Linked DNA regions of Homo sapiens: region 1 is linked to region 2. Evidence: chromatin contacts called from ENCODE Hi-C data. All regions are on one chromosome and are shown on one strand. Each heading gives the region's core, a stretch centred on a gene start or an enhancer-like site at or near the end of the contact. The rest is flanking DNA. Distances are from core to core; before and after follow the strand shown.

Region 1 (3,395 bases), core at 165-2,664, 940 kb before region 2:
AAATTGAGAAAATATTTTTGTGCAAAGTACCAACAGAATAACATACACAGCAACTATTTACATGGGGCAGACGAAGGCTACAATTTAAGCAATTGCCAGATTCTCAGGATTGAGTCCTGATTTGAGATCACAGGGAGTAAGCTGTGACATCTTGGCTACTACTGATCAATAACAAGGACATTATTGAGGGCTTACCCTGTGTGAGGCACTGTGCTGACAGCACATATTATGTCAAATAACCCTCAAAATGATCCTTCCTGCCATGTGTCATTATCACAATGATTTGGCTCTTCTTAAGGCAGTTTACTTTGGTCTGCTTTCAAAGAAAAGTTGCAGTAACAGAAAGGGTCAAGAACCAAATGTATGCTATTAACACTTTCAGAAACAGAGCTCATTCAAAACAATTTTCCAAAATAACAAAATGTGAAGAATATGTAACAGTGACCGTTTTAAACACCTGCACTTATTCTTTCTGTACATGTATTCTTTCGCCTGGTACTAGGAAAACGTCCAACACCAGAGGTCCCTCCCCAGTTTAAAGTACTTCTGTCAAGTTGTTAACGCCTCATCTGTACCTGAGGAAAAGTAGAGTTTTTCCGTTTTTTATATATGGAAATCTGGGCATCTGAGAGAGGAAGGTCAGAAAAGTACTCAAAGTAGGCTAGGACGAGTTTGGCAGTGAACTCAAGAGCTGGTGGATTAGTGAGGGCGAGGGAGAGGGGAAGCCCAGCCACTGCTGTTCTGTCACCCGGTGGCCGCGGCTGCCGGGTCCGCTCTCGTGGGGCAAACACTCCGCATCCCGTCCCCTTCCCTGCAACCCGGCGCAGCTTCGTGGGAGGGGAGCCTCTCCTCAAAGCAGCCCCTGTCCCCAAGCCAGGTGCTGTCTGGTCAGCTGCCGGGAACGGATGTTCCACTCCTCCCTCACCCCGGCAGAGCAGCAGGTGAAGGGAGGTCCAAGAGGCCCACTCCTTCCCCCGAGGGCACCCCGACCCGGGCACCCGCACCTTGATGGGCTTGGTGTCGTTGGGGCCGAGGCACTGGCCATGCATCTCCTCCATGGCCCTGCAGGCCTGTGAGCTGCGGGCGAACTTGACGAAAGCAATGCCCTTGGACTCCTTGGTGTGCTTGTCCCGCACCACCCAGATGTCCTGGATGTCGCCAAAAGGCGAGAAGCGCTCCCTCAGCACCGACTCAGGTGTGTACTTGCTGATCACAAGGAAGATGCGGCTGTTGGGCGGTTCGTCCAGGCTGTCCACGCCCGGGCGGAAGCCCCCGCCGCTCGCAGAGCTGCCAGCTTCGTCCATGGTGCTCCACCCGAATGCAGGAGCCTCACTGCTCTTTGCTTCTGCGGTGTCTGCCACCGCTGCTGTCTCACACCCAAGCCTTTGCCGGCTCGGTGCTCCGCTTCCGGGAGAAAGAGGAGTCCGGCGCCAGGCGCTGTCCAGCCGCGCAGGATGAGGCCTTCCGGGGAGCGGCCTGCAGCGCCCCCTGGCGACGCGGGGGACCCTGACCCAGTCTAAGTCTCAAATCCTCAAATCCAGCTGAGCCTAGGCCCAAGTTATCAGTTGTGCAATCGTTCCCTGCAGGCAGAACAGCGCTGCCTAATGCACAGGCTTTCCCAACGCTGGCTTTACCCCACCCCTAAGGCCAAGGATTCTTTCCAGTGTTAAAGAAAAAATTATTCATGACACTCGTTAGAGATGGTACAGGAAGGCCGACTTTGACAAAGGGAGCCATGGAGATAGGTCCAGGGACAGCTGCAATGGGGTCTTGCAGTGGGAGAGAGAGATTGGACTGAATTTTGACTCTAATAAGGACAAATTTCTAACCAAGAAGCTTGGTGGGAGGTCAGTGGATGGAAAATTACAAAGAGGGAACATCAGTGTTAAGGAGGATTCTGGCTAAACCAACTTGACAGGATAGTTGCTGAAGGCAGGCCAGGGTGATTGATATCCATGGTAGTCAGACACCAAGAATGAGGATTTTCACTACACTGATTCAGCAGGATTCTTGCTCAAATTGGATTCTACAAGGACAGAAAGCCCAAGATCAAGCCTAGTCAAGCAGAGGACTCAAAGGAGCCTAACTAAGTTTTGGTCAAAGTGGAGAGTTGTCACCATCTTGGTCATAAGCTCAATAGATGATCAATATAGGACAGAGTTCAAACTATATAGCATTAGAGTTGGAAGGAAGCTTTGAGATCATTCAATTTCAGCGTCATTTGTTAGAGATGAGGAAACTGAGGCCTATAGCATAGCCAAAGTAATAGAGATAAAAAGTACGACTAAAACCAGAACTAACTTGGCCAGGCGCAGTGGCTCACGTCTGTGATCCCAGCACTTTGGGAGGCCGAGGCGGGCGGATCACGAGGTCAGGAGATCGAGACCATCCTGGCTAACACGGTGAAACCCCGTCTCTACCAAAAAAATACAAAAAAATTAGTTTGGCGTGGTGGCGGGCACCTGTAGTCCCAGCTACTCAGGAGGCTGAGGCAGGAGAATGGTGTGAACCCAGGAGGCACAGCTTGCAGTGAGCAGAGTTTGCACCACTGCACTCCAGCCTGGGGGATAGAGCGAGACTCCACCTCAAACAACAACAACAACAACAAAAAACCCAGAACTAACTCCATCTGTTGATTTACTCAACTTCTACAAGCAACCCTGGGGTTGGAGGGCAGTGAGGGTGGACTGCTCAGCTGTGGAACTAAGAGAAATCATAGAGTGCAAGCAAAGTGGGAAATGCCTTCTTGTTAACAAGCCTTAGAGGAGAGGTCAGAAACCCAGTAGAAATCCAGAAACAAGGCCTGGATTTAGCAGTGGCATTGGAATGAAGTGAAAGGAATAAACCCCTAAGTAGACCGAGGGCGGAGTTCTTCAAATGAACAAGTTCTGGATGCTAAGACCTAGGTTGCTATGAAGTCAACCAGATAAATACTTATTGTACTCCAACTGTGTGCCAGGCTCTATGCCAGGAGCTAGATATATAATGAGGAACAGGAAAGACATGTCCCGAGGGCTTGTTTTCCCCCACTGTGGAAATCTTACATGTAAATATATAATGCAAAGTAATATCAGATTATGTTACATGGTTTTGCTACTGAATTGTGTGAGCCTGGACAAGTTACTTAATACTTGCAGCTTCGGTTTCATTAACTGTAAAGTAGGAATAATATTACCTACTAAATAGGTAATACATATTATTTTGTGGTTGGATTAGTTAAGCTTGATAGCCGCCTAATAGCTACGCAGGAGCATGACTATCAAGTTTAATTAATTCACCCATTCACTTAATAAGTATTTTTGACTATCTACTATGTGTTAGGCACTGTGTTATACTGAAGGGATGTAGTATTGAACAAAATAATTACTCTTCTTCCCCCACAGAGTTAATCATTT
Region 2 (3,518 bases), core at 406-2,905:
TAATAAAGACAGAGTTTCGTGCTGTTGCTCAGGCTGGTCTCAAATTCCTGCAGTCAAGTGATCCTCCAACCTTGGCCTCCCAAAGTGCTGGGATTACAGGCATCAGTCGCTGCGCCCAGCCAAACAAGAATTTTTAAGAAAGAGGAATGGTTAACATCAGGTTACTTCATCAGGTTACCTTTCCTTGTAAGGGTTAAAGTAGAGGGAACTTCCTTTTCTTGCCAGCTCAGGTTGACTGGGGCCTTTCTGATTGGTAGCTGTGAACCTTCTGTTTTCGGGATAACACTCTGTTTGGGGTTTTCCCTGCTTCCTTAAAGTTTTAGTTTGATTATGTGGCATGAGTGACTCCATTTTGGTCTAGCCTTTTGGGGCCTGGCATAGAAGCTGTCTGTTACTGGGGCAGCCCTGATGAAATAACTGGGAAAGTTCCTCTTTTAAATGCTTTCCTTTAGTCGCTTTATTTATAGGCACAGCTGCTTAAAGAAACCAGACAGGCCAGAATGGCGCCAGAGCTTTTTGACCCCTGGCAAGATACCAGAAGGAGATAAGACCTGCTAACCAGCGCAAACTGCAACAGTGATCCCTAGTTGCCTTCAGATCATTAACATATCATTATAATGCTAAAATCCCTCCCCTAAAAGAAAAATCTCTTCCATTTTCTGTACATGCATTGTATGAAGATGTATGTTTTTGAATTAAGCCTGTGTGTCTGGAGTCCCACCCTGCACATGCTAACATCCCTCTCCCTCCCTATACCCAGTCCCTAAAGTACCCATAACTTCTACTGTTCAGGGAGAAGGGGCGTTTAGAGCGAGAGCCTCCCCTTCTTCCTTCTTGGCCAGTGAATAAAACCTGATTGCCTTTTCCAACTGGACATTCTTCCTTTGCCATCAATACAAAGTGGGGAAAAAACTCAGTTTACTGGCAACAAGTCCAAACCAATGGCCTCATGTAAATTTTATTTAATACCTCCCAAAGGTCACCTCTCCAAATACCATCACACTGGGGTTCGGGCTTCAAGATATGCATTTTGGAGGGGATACAATTCAGTCCATAGCAGGTTCTTTGATTTCCCATTTCTCATTGATTCTGAGTATCTTTCCCAGGTAACTGCTGGGAGGAGAGGTGCCTAGGTCAATGCAGGAGTTAAATACTTTTGGTCGCTTGTCTTAACAGCATGAATTTCAAGCAGAGCTTCTAGGAGTGGCTGCTCAGTTTTGGACTGCAGTTACCTGCCCCCATCTCTCCCTTGGCCGGGCTCTAATGCAGGGCATCTTTTCCTAACGTATACAAAGGCTTGTTTCTGGCTTGTTTTTTGAACGGATTCCAAATCTTACAAGTGTAACAGTAACGATCCCATTAGATACGCAGATTCTGACCCAATTTCCTAGGACTGAAAAAAAAAAAAAAAGAATGATTTTGAAAGGTGAAAATAAATCAGTCCTCATGTCATGCAGCTGAGGTTCTCCCTCTTCCCCAAGAGTGATTTTTTTTTTTGTTGGGACACTTTTCCACATCTCACACATACCCTGTTCCTCCACTCCCTACTCATTTGCCTGACTTGTCTGGATATGTTTAAGTAGCACACCCAGTCTGAGTCCATTGTCAAGGGCCCCTCGAGGCCTCTGCAAGGCCTGCCCTGCCAGTTTGACAAACATGCCCAGGCATGCTTGAACTCCAGCAATGGACAACAGATTTTCCACTATACAAATAAAGGGAGGAAGCAGGCAAAGAAGTATTGCAGAGGTCCAGGAAAAGAGAGGGAGAGCACAGTGCCACTGTGCCACTGCCTGCCTCAGGTTCTCTTTTGATTTGCATTTTTAATGGTAAATTTTGGTACAAAAGTTGCCATATACTCAGCGGTCAGCCTTTCTCCTCTCCACATCTTGGGCCATAAGTCCTTGGCGTGTCGGATTCTATTTCCTTCCTGGTCTATGTGTAGTGCTCACCAAAAATGCTTAAGACCCATGCTTGATGATGAAAAAAAATTCTATTTAAGGAATGGTGACCAAAAATGAACTTAGATGTGAAACTAAAACAAACAAAAAGCTTTTCACTTTGCTTTGAACTGGGCACACTCTTTTAACAGTAGGGCACTTCCTGCGTGTAATGTAGCTCTGCTGTGACCAGTTTCACCACGTCTGTTCAATGACTGCCTTGGGAACCAGATCAATCGTGGTCTACCCTTTAAAGGTAGCAGCACTAATTCCTGCTGCCAGCCTCAGCTCAGACACAATGGAGAAACAATTCCCCAATGTTAGACTTAATCACATTGATCTATTTTTCTGTAGCTCTGGTCTTTGCAAGAAACAATGAATGTACAGCCAAACTCACTTAAATGTGATTATGTCAGCCGTTCTATTATCTCTGTATCTTGTATTTTGGGGGCTGTTAATGATATATCATAGCAGATAATAGAAATTTGAATTTGTTTCTTTAAAAGTAGCCAGATGAGCAAGTACATGAAATGACTACAAAGAGTCCATTTCAAATCTTGTTGAAGGTCATAATGAAGATGGTTGTCTTATAATCTCTTACCAACGGAGGTGTTGGGGAAGAAAAAAATCCCCCTTCCAACAACTAAATTAGTTAGGGTGGCCTCAATCTCTCATCATCCACATTGATCAATATTCTCACTACTTCTTTATTTTTATGAAAAATGGGGAGGGACAGTGCAATCCTATCATCTCCACATTTATACAAGGAGTTCTTGAGAGTTAAGGCAGAATGCAGTCCTCCGGGTCCCTTTATGTGGTCAAATAACCCACAATTTTTGGCTGGCCTCACCCAGTCTTCGTTGATTCCCTTTCCCTTGCAACTATAGGTGCAGCCATGGGACCAAGTTCTGGCCAAAGGTTTCCAAGTGGAAGAGAGCTTCTGGGAGCCTTCCTTGACGTGCAGCACACCCTTTGCCTCTCCATGCCTTCCTGCTTCCTGCTGCTTAAAGCTTGAGTGCTGTAACCATGAAGCATGAGCATGCCAAGCACAGCTGAACAGCAAGACAGAGGACCTTGGGTCCCTCAAACCATGAATCACTGTATCAGTCCTAGCCCCACCACTCAGACTTTTGTGTGAGAAAGAAATTTAACCCGTGACTCAAAACAACAAGTTTATTCTATTTTTTTTTTTGAGATGGAGTCTCACTCTGCTGCCCAGGCTGGAGTGCAGTAGTGTGATCTCAGCTCACTGCAACCTCCTCCAAGTGATTCTCCTGCCTCAGCCTCCTGAGTAGCTGGGATTACAGGCACGCGCCACCACACCTGGCTAATTTTTGTATATTTAGTAGAGATGGGGTTTCATCATGTTGGTTAGGCCGGTCTCGAACTCCTGACCTTGTGATCTGCCTGCCTTGGACTCCCAAAGTGCTGGGATTACAGGCGTGAGCCACCATGCCCAGCGCAAGTTTATTCTTGATCACACCACATGTCCATTGCTGGTCAGCAGGGGGACTCTGCTCATTGTGGGTACTCAGAAAGCCAGGCTGACAGTGTCCATGTCAACCAATGCTTCCACCATTG

Evidence for each region. Hi-C counts contacts between places; a loop is a spot of excess contacts on that map. Pooled maps may share reads with other maps.
Region 1: a pooled map shows a loop between it and region 2 (4-fold over the local background). The contact joins the promoter of RBM45 here to the enhancer-like site in region 2. A Hi-C loop is called at or near these places in 2 of 37 single-sample maps with no recorded cell type and 7 of 50 pooled maps.

What each region holds. Positions count from the first base shown.
Region 1 is chr2:178,110,456-178,113,850 of GRCh38, reverse strand. RBM45 (RNA binding motif protein 45) reads right to left here and starts at 1,414. Exons shown (of 10, transcript NM_152945.4): 1 at 1,005-1,414. The coding sequence starts at 1,304. RefSeq lists an enhancer at 1,209-1,378.
Region 2 is chr2:177,168,493-177,172,010 of GRCh38, reverse strand. No RefSeq gene overlaps it. Among named protein-coding and RNA genes, the nearest start is that of MIR4444-1, 42 kb to the left of the region's middle. RefSeq lists enhancers at 1,564-1,733, 1,312-2,511, 3,396-3,518. Within about 2 kb of position 1,655, at least 11 of the 41 ENCODE cell types and tissues checked have a DNase peak (open chromatin) inside an H3K27ac peak, as active enhancers do.